Regions from separate parts of the Homo sapiens genome. Here region 2 is linked to region 1. A link is a loop called in an ENCODE intact Hi-C map of the cell type or tissue named here. Cell type or tissue: CD14-positive monocyte. All regions are shown on one strand. Each heading gives the region's core, and the rest is flanking DNA. Links, peaks and the distances in the headings are about the cores only. Region 1 has its middle 100 kb from the start of TRIL. Region 2 overlaps CREB5 (cAMP responsive element binding protein 5).

The links. Hi-C counts contacts between places; a loop is a spot of excess contacts. Peaks named below come from ENCODE experiments on the same cell type or tissue, not always from the same donor. Only the 100,000 strongest peaks of a DNase experiment are listed, where the experiment ranks them.
Region 2: it touches region 1 in a loop (3-fold over the local background); 52 of 110 quality-filtered maps call a loop at or near these places.

Annotation. Positions count from the first base shown.
Region 1 is chr7:28,851,173-28,856,554 of GRCh38, forward strand. No RefSeq gene overlaps it. Among named protein-coding and RNA genes, the nearest start is that of TRIL, 100 kb to the right of the region's middle. RefSeq lists a silencer at 2,942-3,141. In CD14-positive monocyte, for the core only: CTCF peaks have their summits at 3,176 (motif pointing left) and 3,377; a DNase peak (open chromatin) is centred at 3,199; H3K4me3 peaks cover 1,047 bases; H3K27me3 peaks cover 4,216 bases.
Region 2 is chr7:28,612,181-28,617,562 of GRCh38, forward strand. The region is part of intron 5 of CREB5 (cAMP responsive element binding protein 5); the gene reads left to right. It also overlaps the pseudogene RPS2P30. Among named protein-coding and RNA genes, the nearest start is that of CREB5, 200 kb to the left of the region's middle. RefSeq lists an enhancer at 1-467. In CD14-positive monocyte, for the core only: CTCF peaks have their summits at 3,088 and 3,294; no DNase peak of the experiment used is centred there.

The DNA of each region.
Region 1 (5,382 bases), core at 320-5,319:
TACATCTGAACAATGGCAGAACAAAATAGTCACCTACAACTGTCACTAATTTTGAAAAAGAAGGGGGGATTTACTTCTCTATAAAATATTCTTTAAATTCATTGTGAATAATAGAAAAGGAAAACATGTAATATTCCAAAGCAGAGGCTTTCTGCATCCCCAATTCCTCTCCCTTTCTTCTACTGCCCTGCCCACTTGTGTTGCCTTCACACACACACACACACACACACACGCACACACACTTCATGTGCATGAAGATATTCACAGCACTTAGCTCCCTCTAAAAATGGGCTGGAATTCTATAGTTGAAAAATCTAGATTCAGACCTCTGACTCCAGTACATGGGGCTTTTCCATGCAATAGGTGAAGTCAGACGTTTGTCATTTGAGACACAGAACCCTGACTTGTTACTTCATGACACAGCCGGTGGTTTAACTACTCCCATCTTGATTCCAGATTTAAACACATAGTTGAAAAGAAATGTAGCCCTTCCTGAATTGGAGAATCATAAATGGGAAAAGGGGAACCAAAGTTCCCTTTTAAACCTGCATCTTTGCTTTTGTTGTTAACTAATAAAGTCTGTAGTTGATAGCTAAGCACTGAATGAAAATTAATTGTTAAATTCTGAGAATTGAACCTTCTTGTATTTTAATTTTGTTCAAACGTATTTTTTTCTTTTTCTTTTTTTTGTAAAAAAAAGAAAAAGCACAAACTTTCTTCTGCCTGCAACATTTCAGTAGGGTAAAACATCCTTTCTTTGTATTTGAATTCACTTTTTTGATGCAAGAAGAAAGGGAAAGATCTTGATGCAGGAAAATGGCATTGGCTCACAGATGCTATCTGCCATGCTTTTGTGCAGCTTACTTTATAACATACATGGGGCAGGATTTCTAGACTCTACCTTTCCTCACCTAATAATTCACCCTTTCAGTCCCTGTGCACATATTTATCAAGGTTGGGAACTTTTTTTCCGATTATTTAAAAGTCGTCATTGCAGTTACTTCCTCTGAAACAGACCACCTCTTTCATTAGGAATATTTATGGGAAATAATATATTTGTACAGTTGAAAGTATCACCTGTTTTGCTAAGTCAGTTCTTGTCTGAACTCAAATATGCTGTTAGAGGGTTTACTCAACAACACTCACTAATGGAAAGCACTAATCAAAACTTTTCTACAGCAGTAAATTTTTATATTCTTTAACCACTGGATTCCAATTAAATGTATTCAATATAGCAAGCTTTGATTAAACAAATTTTTAAAAAGAGATTATGTATACAGCCCTGTGGAAAACAAGGCAGGTTAGGTATGCAGGCACTTGTATATTCTTAATAGAAGTCTTTACCTGAAGGTAAAACCCAATAAAGTGTACCCTATAATGTGCTAGAGACCCTATGTTGATTTACCTGTGTTACATCGTCAGCAGAAATCAACTTTACCAGGTACACACCATGCTTATATATTTAATGCATATAAAAATGCATATAAAAGATCCTTTTTTCTTTATATAAAGAATTACTGAATTTCATTAGGCCACATTTTTCTCTAAAAAAGTTCTTTGTTAACCATGGGATAACTGATTGCAAATAAAGGAAGTTACGGCACTGTGCCGATGTTTATAAAGGGAGGGAAAATCCTTAATGTGAGCCTACAATTTCGATGAAAAAGAAAAACCATCATAAATACAAGAGCTGGCCTTACTCTAACATACATTAGCAAGATCTTTCAAAGGATCTCCCTGCTTTCACTGACATATAAGTATTTTCCTAAATGACTCAAAAAAAAGACGTTAGGATACTTAATTGAAGTCTATAAGGAGAGGTCTGGGAATAGGAGGATGAAAATCATTTGGTTTTTGTTTTGAAAAAACAAAAAAAAAATCCATTTTTCCTCATCTGAGGATATTTAAACACAACATCTCTATACATTTTCCATAAAAATATCACAGACCTTTCATATGTCAGATTCCCCTCCCCCACTATAAGTTTCAGGATTAGTTGCAGCCTTAGAAAAATATTTAATTCTCTTTGCTCTGTGACTTGGCTTAATGAATCTAGGTTGAGTTTCTTTAGGAAATATAAGAAGCCTCTTGACAACTGAGAAGCCTCCCAGACACTCATTTCTGTCAGAGTTTTCCAAAACCACACGAATAAGCTGTGGCCAGGGAGGTGCCTACATCCGACAAGAAAAGAAGAACACGGGCTTCCTTCCCTGACCTCTGCTATGTTTGAGTGAGAAATGTGTTTATTGCTCAGTCTCACTGAGTGTTTAACTGTTCCAGTTGTGCAAATTATGAGCACTTTCAGTGAAAATTATGAGCGCAGAAGCCTTTCTTTATTATTTCCAACTGTCTGATCTGTTTTGTCCTTGTTCACCACCACCTTTGAGAATTGCAAAAAAAAAAAAAAAAACTATGCCAGTTATTTTTGTAATACTACCATTGCATTAAAACCTTTAACCATAAAGTCCTCTAGTGATTTTTCTTTCCCTCAAAATTTGTATTGCTTTTAAAAAGCATTGCATTAAGATTCTGAACGTTTAACGGAGAGAAGGGTGACATTAGTACACATCCTTTTTAAACTCCTGATTGAAACAAAACAAAAACTACGCAAAAGACCTGCTTCTTTGCCTTGGGCCCTGACTTTTTAGGGGGCAGGGTCTTCTGCGAGGGGCGGTTAAGTGGCAGGGAAGCGCAGATCCCGCTGCACGCCGCAGCAGCCCGGGTGTGGAGCGCGCAGAGGGGGCACCTCGGCTGAGTTTCGGGCACGCTGCGCACCCACGGGAGGATTTCAGGGAGGCGGTGGCCAAGTCGGGGAGCGCATGCCGGGGCCGTACTCCCTCCTGGGACAGCGAGCCTTCCGAAAGTCCGAGCCCCAAGAAAAGTTGACCCTGGGTCTGAGAGTAAGAGGGAGGAGCCGAGAGCATGGACTAGAGAGGCACGGAGCCTCCCGGGCCCTGAGGCTGCCGCCTCCCTCCGCAGCAGCCACCTCCTCCCGCCCTTTACAAAGACAAGCTCCTTGCTCCCAGGAGTCGGCCTGCCCATCCCTGAAATGTGCACGTGAAGGAGGTAGCCTTGGTAGCCAGGGAAGGTGCGGTGCCCGTGCCGGGGCCGCGGGGCGTGCGGGAGTCCTGGGCGTCGCCGCACCTGCCGGTCTCCTCTGGGAGTCCTGGGCCGAATCCTCAGTTCGGGCGCCCTCTGGCGCCGCCGTGGGGAAATCATCCGGCGCCAGGCGCCATGCCGCACAACACTGTGGAGCAGCCCTGCCGGCGGGGTGGGTGCCTCCTATCTAAGGCACTGGACCAGGGGCTCTGCCAGCAAACATGGTTCTTCCATCAGCGTGTCGGGGTTGCAGAACCTCAGGGCATGGTTTCCCTCGGCAAGGTGTTAGACGCCAATTATCTTCCCCCGACAGACTTCTGTGAGACTTCAAAGGGAAGAGAAAGGAGGATCCCAAGACTTCCAACTCCCTCTTCCTCCCTCCCTACACACGCGCGCACGCGTAAACACACCCACATGCACACAAACACACACACCCTATTCTTTACCTATCCACAGGATCTCTAACATTATTCTTAACCCCATGTGATGGCTTTTTTGATATGTCAACTTGACTAAGCTAAAGTTCCCATTGATTCACCAGACACTAATCTAGCTGTTACTGTGAAAGGGTTTGATGATGTCATTCAAGTCATTAATCAGTTCACTTTTAAGTAAGGGAGGTTATACTGGATAACTTGGGTGGGCCTGGCCTAATCAGTCGGAAGCCCTCAAAGCACAGCCAAGACTCCCCAGAGAGAGACAGAGACCGAGACAGAGAGGAGGTCACATCCATGAACAACAGCGCAGCCATGCCCAGAGCTCCATTCTGCTTTTTAGCTTCCCCTCCTGACTCCCTGTCCTGTGGACTTTGGATGTGCTTAGGCAGCTCCCACAACACCATAAGCCAATTTTTTTTTTTTTTTTTTTTTTTTTTTTTTTTTGAGATGGAGTCTTGCTCTGTCACCCAGGCTGGAGTGCAATGGCACGATCTTGGCTCACTGCAAGCTCCGCCTCCCAGGTTCACGCCATTCTCCTGCCTCAGCCTCCCGAGTAGCTGGGACTACAGGCGCCTGCCACCACGCCCGGCTATTTTTTTTGTATTTTTAGTAGAGACGGGGTTTCACCGTGTTAGCCAGGATGGTCTCGATCTCCTGACCTCATGATCCACCCCCCTCGGCCTCCCAAAGTGCTGGCATTACAGGCGTGAGCCACCGCGCCCGGCCAGCATAAGCCAATTCCTAGTAAGACATCTCTGAATGGATATATTGGTTCTGTGTCTGAGGTTGAACACTAGCTGGTACAACCCACACAATCCAAATCAGAAAAAGTATGAAGGAAATTCAGAGTGCCAGAAGATGCCACCTCATCCCTCCTATCTGTCAGTCAGTATTCTCTGAATGTCTAGCAGTGGCAGGCACAAGACACTGTACTCTGGAGATACCTCCAAGGACAGAGCACACTGGGTTTCTTCTTCGATTTGGGCTTCAGTGCCTGCTGCTAAGTTAGATGGGTGAATAAGAGAGGCAGTGGCTATAAAGGTTAGTGAAGCTCTCTCTCTCTCTCTCTCTCCCTCTGACACACACACACACCCCTCCATGTGACAACTTTGGAGTTTTTAAACCTAGACCAGAAACCAGCTTTAATTAATGGTTTGTTGTGGGTACTTGTGGCATGCTTGGAGCTACACAAAAATACAGTAGGAGGAGGACGCCTGTGAGGAGAAGCAGACAGCAGTCTTTGCCTTGCGGGCCCTCTATCTATCACCACTAAAGGTAAAATGCTGTTTATCCATTGCCAAACCTCCTGAGTCATCCACCCCCACAGTGCATTTTCTTTGCACTTACTGTTTCTATGCATGGCAAAGGGGTGACACACTGATAATGGATCAGAGCAGTAAAATGTTGGCAAAGACTCAACAGGCTGGGAAGAGGAAGCCTCCTCTCTAGATTGATCCAGGGCTACTGGTCCTAGACCAAATTGGAATGTCCAATAAAGACCGCATTCCTTCTCTAACATCTACCCCTTCCCTGAGCATCAAGGCCTGTTCCAGGATGGCAGTAACCCTGTGTAATTCAATCCAACAAATGTTTAATGAACACCTACCATGCTACAAGTCCACCCTCTACAATCTGGTGTCCTGAAATGGCTTTTGTAATTATCATTGGCCTGCAAATGGCTTGCTATATTAAGTGGATAACTTTCATGGATATTCTGTTGGCTTCTCCATGAATTTTTACCTCTTGGGCTATTTTCTCCTGGAGATTCACACCGTCCCTTGGGCTCAGTCACAACTCTGTCTGGATTTTATCTCCTGTTTGTCTTGTTTGTTTCTTTTCAGCCCTC
Region 2 (5,382 bases), core at 192-5,191, 240 kb before region 1:
ATGCTGACTCACCAGGTAAAAAATCATTTCTCTGAATGAGTCAGAATCACAAATATGTTCTGAATAGTCTCCTATGTCCTGCATGGGGAAGGGCCTGAAGCACCAATCAGAATGTCTGTTTGCAGGTCTCAGTGGTCCTATATGGGCAACACCTACAAGCCGTGGGTCTCTCATTTCCCAGAATGATAGTGGTAAATTCAAGCCCTCTAGCTCACTTAATCACATACTCAATTAGGTACAGGAGACACTTTAAAAAAATGTATGCTGTGCTGATGATGTTGTTTATTCAGTTATAGGTAAATCCAATAATGGTGAAATAAAATCCTTCAATATTAAGTGTATTCCTGGCCATTTAGAGAAGGGGTGTGTGTGTGTGTGTGTGTGTGTGTGTGTGTGTGTGTGTGTGTGTAAGGATACAGTTAAAGCAGACTTGGGTAATGTAAAATACCACAGAAAGTAGGGGTTTCCAAGGAAAACATGGGGGAAACTCTGTATGAGAATCTAATGTATGCTATAGCTTTTAAAAGGAAACATTAATAGTGAAACATGCCCTCAAAGGGCAAGCCAGTAATAAATTTCGTGTCAGAAATTACCTGTCAGTAGGATTATGTTAAATAATGTTGAATTGTTATTAGTCGAAGGGGAAAGAGAAGAGTGACTTTCTAAAAAATGTTCAAAGAGTATAATGTTTCACATACAAATCCCATTATTGTTTAATGGCATTTTTGTACTTATCCCTTCTCAAAGATGTATTGAAAATTTTGGCCACTTTAATTCATCCCTCAAATGTAGTCGTTATGGGAAAAGAAGCCAAACTTCATGCAGGAATTTGGAGTTACCCAGGGGACTAGTGTATCTGATTGGACGTCCACTGTAGTATGTCCTAATCGATAAACGTGTGTGTGCCTGCTTACTGGGACTACAGAGGAAAGCAGTTTCACCTCTATACCTCAGCAAACCATTCGTGAAGTAGCAGGGGCCCCTCTATTTCAACATTTTGAGCACTTTTGCTTGTTTTGGCCAAACAACTAAAAATATATTTTTCCCCTTGAAAAGTATTCGCATTGCAAATGTGTGACCGTCTAAGAATTTTTAAGGTTCATTGCAATATATTGGGTCTGAAACTGATGGCACTTGCTGAGGCAGGGCCCAGATCCTGCCCCAGGTGCAGTGAAGGCAGAAGCCTGAGTGGGAACAGACTGTGAAACAACTGAGGCTTAAATTGTGACCTAACACATTGCCACCCGGCTTGAGCCTATCCTCTTTACGACTTATGACTCATAGGTGTCAAATCATCAAGTGATTACACCCAGAATGAAAGAGTATTTCGACTTCATGTGAATTGAATGAAGAATGATTGCGACCTTAGATTTGGGTTTCTGAAGGACAAAGTTAGAGATAAGCTCTGGGACTACTCCTTCTGCTTTGATTTCATTCACCGATTACTGGTCATTAACTGCCCTGTGTCTCGTTTGAAAATTGCTGTATTTGATATTTCATGATATTTGGACCAGATCTCGCCAACAAACTCAGTAGGCATTTGTGGAAATCTTGATTTCTTTGGGTCATCAAATCTCAATTTTAGTAAATGGCCTCCGCGGTAATTCACAAATGGGTTCAGGGTGGCTTAGAGTCAGAGTTCAAAGTGCAAGAAAGTGGATCCTTTCAGGGGCAACCTGCAGTCCAGAGAGGCTTCTTCCAGTTGGAACATTTAGATCAGCTTCAGGAATGTTATGTCTTAGATGTTATTTGAATGACATTTCAGTCTTTACTTATTTATTAATTTTTGGTTTTTTGACATAGGGTCTCACTCTGTCACCCAGGCTGGAGTGCAGTGATGCAACCACAGCTCACTGCGGTCTTTGAACTACCAGCCTCAAGAGATCCTCTCACCTCAGCCTCCTGAGTTGCTGGGACTACAGGCACACAACCCCACACCCAGCTAATTTTTTGTATGTTTATAAAGTGGGGTTTCACCATGTTGCTCAGGCCAGTCTCAAACACTTGGGCCCAAGCGATCTGTCCTTCTCGGCCCCCTGAAGTGTTGGGATTACAGGTGTGAGCCACTGTACCCAGGCAGAATATTTTAAAGCTTGTTCAGATGGCAGTCATTTGTGCTATATCCATTTGGGATTTGATCTTTTGGTTATGGGATGATCTTTTAATGACATTGCAAAATGTATGTTTCAGAATGTCCTATAAATAGTTTAAAGATACAGAGCCAAAGCTGCCATTGTCACTTATAACATGGATGAGACCAAGACTAAGTGAGACTATGCTCTTTCCAAGGAGACATCACCTTCCCCACCAATAGGTTCCATGTTCTGATCTAGTCTGGCTTCAGTCAGACTGGAAACTTTTTGAGACACTGCTTATGCCTCACCCCTAATGAGAGCCCCTTGCACTTCCAAAAACCTCTTACTTTCGTGTGAAATTCTTTCCTAGCTTCCAGCTTTTTGATTTAATTTAATTTTTAAGAATTTAGAAAAACAGCCTTTTGTTATAATTGTGGACAAAGTTTCTTAATTTTTTTCTTATGGAAAATTTAAAACATGTTATGCAAGCAGAAAGGTTAGGCTAATGTCCCCATCCCATGAACTCCATCACCCAACCTGAACAATTATCAGCTTACAATCACGTTTCATCCATGTCTCTACTCACTTTTAGCCTCTCTCAAGGTTATACGAAGCACATCCTAGTTATCACAGCATTTCATTCATATTTTAACATGGCTATATAAAAGATAAGTAGTCTTTAAAGAAAAGTAACCACAATACCATTTCTCCACCTAAAATATTACCCATACTATATTAATGTTCTGAAAACACCCTTCGAATTTCCTTGATGTCTCTTTTTTTGTCCTTTATTATTTTTTGAATTACTTTGCTTTATTTTTCATGTGTAAAAACACCATATGGTGGCCACAGTGGGAAGCCAGGTCCTCTGCACTAAGACTTTGGTGTGAGTCTTTAGGAGTTGGTCAGTGAATTCCTGATAAGAGACTCTGTTAATGTGGTCTCTTTCCAGAGGTGGGTTGGGAGGTAAAATAGCTCAATGTCTTGGAGACCGCATCAGAGGTGGCTGTGGTGAAATTGCCCTAGGTGGCAGTGTAGCCCCTGGCCAACATGTAGCATTCATAGATACTGGCCTTAAGCAGCAGTTTCTTAGGCACAGGGATTGAGATGATGCCATTGTCTCTGGGAGTCAGGAGGAGGTGCGCCAGAGCCACGGAGGCCAGTCACCTTTCAAGGGACCACTTAGGGCTCACCTATCTTGTTCCCCACAGTGTCCTCGAGCAGACAGGTGATGGAGAGCTCAACCAGGATGTTGGCCTTGCCCATGACAGCAGCTACTCAGGCTGACATGGCTATGCAGTCTCTGAGTGTAACAAATGCCTTGAACCTGGTCTGCTGGCTGGCACAGGTCTGCTTTTGCATGAGCTTAATCCACAAAACTTCATCCTTGAGGGACCTCCCTGGGAAAAAGTCAATGATTTTAGACTCCTCAATGGGCAAGGAGAAATCATGACTAACCTCCAGGGCCTTGATCTTCATTCCTTGGGCAGGCAGTCCCGCATGGTGACCCAGAACCACTCCTTGGCCTTGGCCTTGCCTCTGTGGTCTAGGCCAGGTTCGTGACCCTGGCCCTGGACACAGCTGCCAAAGCCTCCACAGAGCTGCCATGACCTCTCATTACAGGGCCCCGGAGTAGCAACTATGTCATTGTCACTGGTATTTTCTCAGAGAATCAAGACTGTAATAAGGTTCATACTTAAAATTGGTTGACATGTCTTCTAAAACTCTTAAATCACAGATCTGAGTTCTCCATCATTTTTCCTGACAATTTATTTGTGCAACAGCCTGTAGAGTTTTGTACAATCTGAGTATTCTGATTGCATTTCCATAGTGTCAGTTTAATAAGTTTCTCTGTTTCTTGTATCTCTTGTAAACTGGTAATTAGGGGCTTTTAGGTTTGATTTAGAGTCAAGTTCAAATTTTTGGCAGGAATACTTCCCATGTGGTATGGCACATTTCTATTAGGAGGCACCAATGGTTGGCTTGTTTTTCTCTTTGGGCCATTGGCAGTCACTGACACGGTCTATATCCATTATTTCTTTAGGGATTATGAAATGGTGAAGTCTGATTCTGTCATTCATTCTTTGTTTATTAGCTGGAGTACTTCTATGAAGAGAACCTTCTCCTCATCAACTCTTTGGTTACCCTGAATTCCAGTTCAATACTTCTTCAAGCGTGTGACCCATTTATTCTGGTTTCAGAGAGATGCCTTTTTTTTTTAACCTAATGGGTACCCAGAAACAACTATAGGAAATAAAACCTCACCCATAAAGGGAGGTATTGAGCAGCAGAAAAACTCCAGAACAGGGGTCTCCAGGGTCTTGACTCAACCTCTGGCACCTGTATGATGTTGGACAAGCTGTATAATTTCTCAGAGTTAGTGGACTCCAGGCTTCTATCTGCACTCCAACCAGAGAGGCAGTTTTTTCTATTTGTTTTAAACAAATAAAGCTACAGCCTTAAAAAATTGTGTACAGTTTATTACTAAGGTATCTTTCAGCTTAAACAGTTTATGATTTTCATTTATGATTTAAAAAAACAAGTCCATGTTAGGAAACTTAGCAATCTGATGACCAACAGATACCAAGTGTTATTTCTAAAAATGCATTATTTCATTTATTAATTCAATAGTTCATTTATTTCTCCATTCTTTAAACAAGTGTTTGTACTATCTAAGTCCCTATAAAGCATAAAGCTTAGGCGTAGACATTGTAGGCACTAACATTTTGGGGATCACTTGGAGGTACCATTCTTGAAGCCTCAGCCTGAAATTCACAGAGTTGAGGAAAGGATCCTGGAATTCTTGGAAGTCTTTCTAAAAATCATCCACAAGAAGGATTCCAGGTACATGAGAGCTAAACTTGGAATTTTCCCCATGGAAAGTCTGTTTGCTATGCAGAGCCAGCTTAGGGAGTATTTAACAACATCCCTGGGAGGGAAGAGCAATTTAGAACATCTGGAGACTGCTCATTAATTGTTTATATGATAATGTTGATCTGAAATTGTAGAAACGAAAACCTGATCTGTGATCCCTCCTTCTCAACCCATTTCCCATTTCTTTTTTACCCGTGCAACTGATGAATGCACACAGGTCAGAAGTATGAGGACTGGTTTGAGGACAGTTTCAGGTTCCAAATAGGAATTATGGATCCTACTTTCTCTTTAGTGCATCTTATATTCCACTGTGGGTGTGTTCATTATTAACAGTGGCTAAGACTGAGGGGCTGAACAGGGAAAGGAGAGCAGAAAACAGAATTCCAGAATCCACCATTTGAATCACACTGGTTTGTGATGGAGGAAGCACATA